2 separate regions of the Homo sapiens genome follow, and region 1 is linked to region 2. A link is a contact called in ENCODE Hi-C or POLR2A ChIA-PET data. All regions are on one chromosome and are shown on one strand. Each heading gives the region's core, a stretch centred on a gene start or an enhancer-like site at or near the end of the contact. The rest is flanking DNA. Distances are from core to core; before and after follow the strand shown. Region 1 has its middle 26 kb from the start of PREP. Region 2 overlaps PREP (prolyl endopeptidase).

Region 1 (3,886 bases), core at 658-3,157, 69 kb after region 2:
CAGATTACTATATTAGGATTTCGATGGCCACTTCAGGAGCAAGTCTTTCATTTAATAAATATTTATTGAGTGCTTACCACATTCCAGGTACCATGCTAGAAGCTAGAGATTTATGGAGCCTGGATTTGGGAGGTAACTCTAATCTAGTGCAGTTGGATCTATAGGACAGGATGCTGTGGGAGCACAGATGTCATCTAACTTCGTCTTGGAGGGATAGAGAAGGGTGACCCAAGGTAGTAATGTCTAAATTGAATTTGAGAAATGAGTAAGAAGTAACGAGGTACAGATCAGAAGTAGCGGGGGTGAGCAGCTAGGTGCAGAGTTTAAGGGAGCACCCTATGGAAATGCTGAGGGCTGTGTACAAGGGATGTATGTGAAGGAGTGTGAGAGTTTGGTATGGATGGAGCCTGCATTAGTCTGTTCTCACGGTGCTAATAAAGACATACCCAAAAACTGGGTAATTTATATAGGGAAGAGGTTTAATTGACTCACAGTTCAGTATGGCTGGGGAGGCCTCAGGAAACTTACAATCATGACAGAAGGGGAAGCAAACACATTCTTCTTCTCATGGTGGCAGGAAGAAGTGCAGAGCAAAAGGGGAAAAAACCCATATAAAACCATCAGATCTTGTGAGAACTCACACACTATCACAAGAACAGCAGCATGGGGGTATGCGCCCCCATGATTTAATTATCTCCCTCTGGGTCCCTCCCACCACACATAGGGATTATGGGAACTACAATTCAAGATGAGATTTGGGAGGGGACACAGCCAAACCATATCAGAGCCTACAGAGCAATGTAGGAGTCAGGAGAGATGAAGCTGGAGAGGAAAATTGGTCAAATCATGCAAGTCTCCTATATTCATTGATGATAGGGAACTAGGAGAGATATGCACTGGCTTTATAGTAAATGGCTCCTATAGTGTGTGAGTCAGATAATGTCACAGGCATGATACAAATTATAAGCAGGGTAGGCCTTGCTGCTGCAACAAAGATCTACAAATTCAATGACTTAGAGAACAGAAAGTTTATTTCTTTCTCACTTCATAGGACTGAGTGGTTTCAAGTCAGCAGCTAGAAATGGGAAGAGGAGAAGGTGGGCTCTGCTTTTTGCAGAGACCCCGGCTGACTGCAGCTGTGCTATCTTTAACCCATTGTTTCTAGCATCACCACCCCAGGAAACTAGAAAGAGAAACGGGATTGTAAGTAAGTGGCTTTTATGGGCCAGGTCTGAAAGTAGCACGTACTGCTTCTGTCACATTCCATTAGTCAGAAACCGGTCACATGGTTACACCATATTGCAAAGTACCCTGGAAAATGGAGCCCAGTTTTGTGCTCAGGAAGAAGAGAAAATGGATTTTGGGGAATAGTGTCTGCCACAGTGCTGGAGGGAAGAGCTGGTGGGCTATGAATCAGAACCATTGCTCACTCCTTCTAAGAGCCCTTTCTCTAGTTGCCTCTGCTTATCTCGTAGTCCTGGTCTTCTTTCAATTCCATTTCCCTTATGCAAATACATACAGGGCCTCTTGGATTATTTATCTCAACCCTAGCTACTTGTCATTCCTCAACTAAGATTCATGTTTGATCAATCTCCTCTGACTCTCAGCACAACAGGCTGTTTGCTTGCCCAGCTCAGCCTGTTTTAAGGAGAGAGTCCGACCTTGCTGGTCAGTTGGGGAAGCCAGAAATGCTGGTTGGTAGGTGGCACTCAGCAAGACACTCATTCCAAAGCAACACACACGTAATGAATGCAAGGATTCAGTCACGCTCAGGAGAACACAACAACACTGGCTCCCTTGACCTATTTCCTCAAGACTAAACTTTCAAAAGAGTAACCACACCCAGGCTGACCAGGGAATTGTTAAAAACAGGGATGTCAGCATGCTCTGATCTGACTGCCAACAAAAATATTTCCTTTGTGTTGATGCTTTCTTCATACTGCACTCAGGAAGGGCAAAGAAGTTTGACCTGTCTGGGTTGGAGAGCCCGGTGAACCACTCTCCCCAGGGTTTCTCTCTGGGAGTTACAGAAAGAGGCCTGCATGTTGTTTCTTTCTAATGGGAGTTGAGGCTACCACTTTCATAACCACCGATTAGTCCTATTTGCTATTAGGAAATCTCAGGGCTCTCCATCAAAGGCCTCATTGTTTGGATGTTTTTTTTCTTTCACTTGTGTCACTCTGCTAAGGTACGCTTTCACTCAGCAGTGTCTTCTGGGTCATTTTTATAATGCTGTTAAAGAGAGGATGAAAGTGCTAGAATCAAGAGTTGGAGATACCACTCCTCACCAAGAGTTTAAAACCGACATTGAGCGGAGGTGAGGAGGGATGGGGAATTTGTTGATGAATTTGTATTTATTTGTGTATGTCCCTTGGGTTTGTTTCCTTTTTGTCCAAATCCAGACATTTAAAACTCATATGTCTACGCTCATGATTTATAGAGATCTTCACTGTCATGATAAGCAAAATAGGAAGAAAAGGAAAATAAACAAATAAAAAATAAATAAAAAGGAATTCTGAGTGTTAGGGCTTTTTATTTCTGTCTTCATGTAATATATAAGCCTCATAGAAATACAGGTAAGGACTTGATTTCCTCTAAAGCCATTTCAAGCATTATAGTATATGAGAAATTTGCATTTTAATATTGTCTAAAAACATCGTGTTGTTATTATTGACCACCTGATTCTTAGCCATATTTCAAATTAAGCTAGCCATATGAAATAGTAGTTCTTCCATTAGTAATGCCATCTCTTATTCTTAGTCTTTTTTTTTTAAGGATTTCACTAAAACATTTATTCTAAGAAGCCCTCTTTCATTCACCTCGATTTGACTGGGATTATTTCTTTAAATTTTACATTTGTATCCCAGATGTGGCAAGGCCCTAGGACCAATCAGGATAGTCCAGGTAATGTTGAGGTAATGATCCCAGAATCTCAGTGGCTTAAATCAGCAAAAGTGTGTTTCTCCTTCGTGCTCCAGGTCCAGTGTGGCTCAGCACATGTGGAGTCACTCAGGGACCAGATCCAGATCCACAGAGGCTCCATCCTAATGTGTTCCGTAAGCATCCTGTTAGAGTGAAGAGAACGTGGTGAAATACATACTGACTTGGAAAGCTTCTATCTGGAAGTGGTGTGTCACCTCTGCTCATGTTTTTTTGGCCAAAGGAAGACACATGTTCACAATTAACTGCATATCAATAAGTAGCAAAGGATAGGTTAAATTAACAAACACTCCCGTCCATATGAGTAAGTATCACAGTTTTAAAGCATTCTCTCAGACATTTCAGCAAAGGATAGGTTAAATTAACAAACACTCCCGTCCATATGAGTAAGTATCACAGTTTTAAAGCATTCTCTCAGACATTTCAGCAAAGGATAGGTTAAATTAACAAACACTCCCGTCCATATGAGTAAGTATCACAGTTTTAAAACATTCTCTCAGACATTTCAGGGAGGTTGGAAGGGTAGGTTAATAATTTACTCATTCTATATATAGGGAAACCAAGGCTTAGAGAGATTTTTTTTTTTTTAAGGTCAAAGAACTTTCCTTTAGATTAGCTAATCATGATTACCAGTTTTTTTTTTTTTTAAATCTACAAATTTTCAGCATTATATTTTGTAATGTGCAAATTGATAAGCACCAATTCTGTGGCACAGATCTGGTGTTCAGAGTAATAGAAACAAAACAGCATTTGTCCAGCTATGTCACCATCAGCAATTGAGAGAAGTCTAAGCCCATTTCAGAGTCTTCCATCTGAACTAATCCCAGGAGTCACAAGGATGCTTACTATGTACTAATAAATGTGGTCAGCCAGGTGCCATGCGTGCTCTGTCCCTGCCCTGACTCTCCAAGGTAACAGTCCCCAGTAAGCCACCCTTTGATGCTGC
Region 2 (3,890 bases), core at 110-2,609:
GGAAGTCACTCAGCTTGCTTTGGTTAAGGGTACTTGGTTATGCCATTCGTCATTGTAAAATGGATCTTCTGGGTGGTCCAGCCCAGTTCTCCAAAAGAGTCAACTACCACAGGCTCAAGGGCAAAAGCCTTTTCATAAAAGTGTATTCCTGTGCCCAGGTGGATGAGGTTGGACAAAGCTACTATCACCAGAAGTGGCTGATCTTAATAGGAAAATTTCGGTCAACTTCCTGTCCCCAGCCAAATTCTCACCTCCCATAACAAAGACACAATTTAACACGTGCCATCAACCACTGCAGTCCACTATTCAGGGCAGCCACAGCTGGGGTGTGTATTCCCCCAAGATTTATCAAGAGTCTACCAAGTGCTGGCTGCTGAATCAGGCTCAGGCACACACAGATCAATAGGCTAGAACCTTCAAGAACTCATGCTCAGGTGGGAGAGACAGATACACTAAAGGATACAGACACACACAGAAAAGGCCATGTTGTAGAACATTAATAGCAAGAAGTACAATGTATGATGTGAGTGCCAGAGAGGGGCATCTACAGGGTGGTGAGCTGGACGGAAAAATGAGTTCTGAGAAGGCTTTTGGGAAGTGATGACTCCTAAATGATGATTAAAGAAGTAGAATTCCCCTAGTTTCTTGAAATTGTCCATGCTTAAAACTCAAAGGCTACACTGGTTTATGTTATCTGGTACAGAGAGCTATGTTTAACATATATTCAAGTACGTACATTCATTCTCAAGTGTATATCTCACTGACAGACATCAGCATGTGTAGTGGGTGCTGTGCTGGGCTGCCCTCTAGGGCTGAAGCCCTCATCTCCCAGCTGATGGGTGTTGGGAGCAGACAGCTCTCAGACGAGAATCTCTCCAGGTCTCATCCTCAAGTTGAAGATGGCACCTCTCCCAAGGTCATGCATTCTTTTGGGTTCATCCACATATGACAACTGGTTAATGTAGGTTTATAAAGGCCTGGACCCCTCTCCCTCCTGTTAGGACAATGCTGAAGGGCTCACCTAGCTTGAGGGTTCCTGTAGGATTGTCTGACACCTCTGTGATGATTGCATCACAGCTGAAGTTCTCCCTCTGCTGCGATCGTTCGTCACACAGGCAGAGATTTTGAAAGCTCTCCCATCAAACTTCTAGCACACAAATTTCTATCTCAGAGTCTGCTTCCCAGGGAAACTGATCTGTGACAGCATGTAAGGCATCGCTAATATCCTGTAAATATGCAGTGTGTACAACACAGCCCACGGCCACTGTTCTTCCACTCAGTGTCCTCGCCAGGCCCAACAAACAGTTCACTTCTCTCCGCCTCAGGTCTGAATCAACTAGAAACAGAACAAGAGTCAACAGATGGAGAACCGAGATCTCAACTTTAGTGCTGAATAAGTACACACTTAAGAATGTGGCTTTGTGCTGTGAGTCAGCTAATCTGTGAACTCCCAACCTCTCTCATTTCTAGTCATTGAGAAACCAAGATTCAATGAAATTCCTTGGCAGGGAGGTCAGAAAAATGGGGAAAGAAGTGTTCCCCTTCCATCTTGGTGATTTCTTACCCTGGCATATTTTATGCTAGCCTGAGGAAACCTTTTTAAGTCTTGGCTTCTACTTTTGAAGACGAAACCCAGTAACAGCTATCATTCTAACTTACATTTATCAAAAGGTAGGACATAAGGTATGGGGGTATTGTATTTTATAGTTTCATTAAAGAAGCCACATTAATCCATTAACAATTCTACTGTGTATACTGTGGTTCTAGGCTACACTAAGGAAGTCCAAGAAAACTCTCACTAGACATAGTTCAAATTGTTAGAGTATATGTATAAAATACATATTTTATACTTAACTCTATTAGGTTCACATGTACTTGTCTGATAAACGTGTAATTCGGACAACTTAGCATATTCAGGAAAATAACTCCTATAAAAATCACAGAATTTAGAGGGACAAGTAGCAACTGGAGTCTTTTTAAGGGAATCTAGTCCCAAATAAATGTTTTTACAAAATGTCTTCAGTTAATGCCTCACCTAGGTGTGATGTGATTCACTCAGACCAGAGTCTTGATCAAACAATTCCACTTCACAAGGTCATCGGCTCTACCACTGGGTCATTTGAAGGCTTTACACACACACATACATATGTACACACACATATATATACACACATATACATACCATACATGTATGAGTCTTCAGGGTAAGTATGAAATAGATACTAACATCTCAATATGGAATTCTCTGGAAAATGGGTATATATTTTAAACAATAAACCTATATTATTAATATTAAACTGAATCTGGCTATTTTCAGTCTCAATACCATATAATGCAAAGAATACCTGAGCTTTCCAAATGACCAAAGTAAACAAGCCTTTCTTCATATTAAGAGACAATTAACAGAAAAGCATTTCATGTTTTAAACTCTCAATAATTTAACTATGTATGAAGTAATTTGTCCTTAAAAACAACAGAACACAAAACCTAATATTTATATATATACAGGATATGTGGACTTACATCAAACATATTTTCAAAGAAAAACTCAAAAGCTATTTTATGCTACAGCAACTACACTCCAGTCGTGTGGTGGTGTATTAATAAGGAAATTTTCATGGCCATGAAATTTCTTTAGTATAATTTTTTTCTCTTAGAACCTAACCAAAAAAAGGCAAAGAAAGTTTTTTCATTATTTGAATCTACATGCACTTTCAAACTGAGGAAGGTATTTTCTTTTATATGTTATAATAAAAGAATTAGTTGCACGTAAAAAAAGCATTCTAAAAAGCAGTGACACTTGAAATTGTCCTGGAAATGAACAAAAGGAGTGAAAATGGATTTTAATAGCTTTGAGAGTTAATCATGCTATTCTCAGAGCAGGAGACTTTATCAAATTTATTTTATATAAATCTTTTGAATTCCTTTCATAATAGTTGTGAATCATGGCAACATCCCTTTAATATTATTTTTCTAACACTTAGGAAAACTTTTAAAACTAACCACCTACAATGATGACTTTTCATATATGAAACTCATTTATGGATTTGTAATAAAAATAAGGGGCAATGCCAGTAACAGACATACAGGGGAGCCATAAGCACATGTGAGTATGCATTAATAATTTTAACAAATAAAGTTACCCAGCTTTCCCAGTACAGTGTGGTACAACAGCAATAGAAGAAAAAAAGAAATCAATCCAAATACTGTGTGTTGTGTTGCTCGGTATGCCAGAAACTGATAAAACAGAAAATTCTAAGAAAACAAAACACGTACAAAATAAAATAAATAATGTAGGACTTGACATGATATAGGCACTACTGTTTCTAAGTTAGCTGGTTGTCTGTTTGATAAATTTGGTTATTCAACAATCTACTGTTGGGGTTGGGTGTGGTGGCTCAAGCCTGTAATCCCAGCACTTTGGGAGGCCGAGGCAGCCGAATCATTTGAGGTGAGGAGTTCAGGACCAGCCTGGCCAACATGGTGAAACCCCGTCTCTACTAAAAATACAAAAATTAGCTGGGCTTGGTGGCGTACGCCTTTAATCCCAACTACTCGGGAGGCTGAGGGACGAGAATCGCTTGAACCCAGGAGATGGAGGTCGCAGGGAGCCAGGATCACACCACTGCACTCCAGCCTGGGCGACAGAGCGAGACTCCATCTCACAAAGAAAGTATCTACGGTTTGTCTTATTTTCTTCCTTGCTGAGAAAAACAAGTGTTCTGTAAGAAAAGCGATTGATCAACAAATCCAACATGTCTACTAAAAACAACTCTCTTCTGCAGGATTGTTTTATGTATGAAGAGCGGCACAGCCTTCTTGCTTTACTCACATCCACGTCTCTAGCTTGGCTTTCTGACTTTTCTGCCTTCCCAACCATGCTGCTGAGA

Evidence for each region. Hi-C counts contacts between places; a loop is a spot of excess contacts on that map. ChIA-PET counts read pairs that join two places held with the same protein, here RNA polymerase II (POLR2A). Pooled maps may share reads with other maps.
Region 1: a pooled map shows a loop between it and region 2 (2.8-fold over the local background). The contact joins two enhancer-like sites. A Hi-C loop is called at or near these places in 3 of 168 maps with a recorded cell type or tissue (PC-3, esophagus muscularis mucosa and naive thymus-derived CD4-positive, alpha-beta T cell) and 9 of 50 pooled maps. POLR2A ChIA-PET finds 5 or more read pairs at or near these places in 1 of 52 experiments (T-cell).

What each region holds. Positions count from the first base shown.
Region 1 is chr6:105,426,789-105,430,674 of GRCh38, forward strand. No RefSeq gene overlaps it. Among named protein-coding and RNA genes, the nearest start is that of PREP, 26 kb to the left of the region's middle. Within about 2 kb of position 1,908, at least 6 of the 41 ENCODE cell types and tissues checked have a DNase peak (open chromatin) inside an H3K27ac peak, as active enhancers do; they include PC-3, where a contact is called at or near this core.
Region 2 is chr6:105,358,797-105,362,686 of GRCh38, forward strand. The region is part of intron 6 of PREP (prolyl endopeptidase); the gene reads right to left. Among named protein-coding and RNA genes, the nearest start is that of PREP, 42 kb to the right of the region's middle. RefSeq lists an enhancer at 1,198-1,387. Within about 2 kb of position 1,360, at least 5 of the 41 ENCODE cell types and tissues checked have a DNase peak (open chromatin) inside an H3K27ac peak, as active enhancers do; they include PC-3, where a contact is called at or near this core.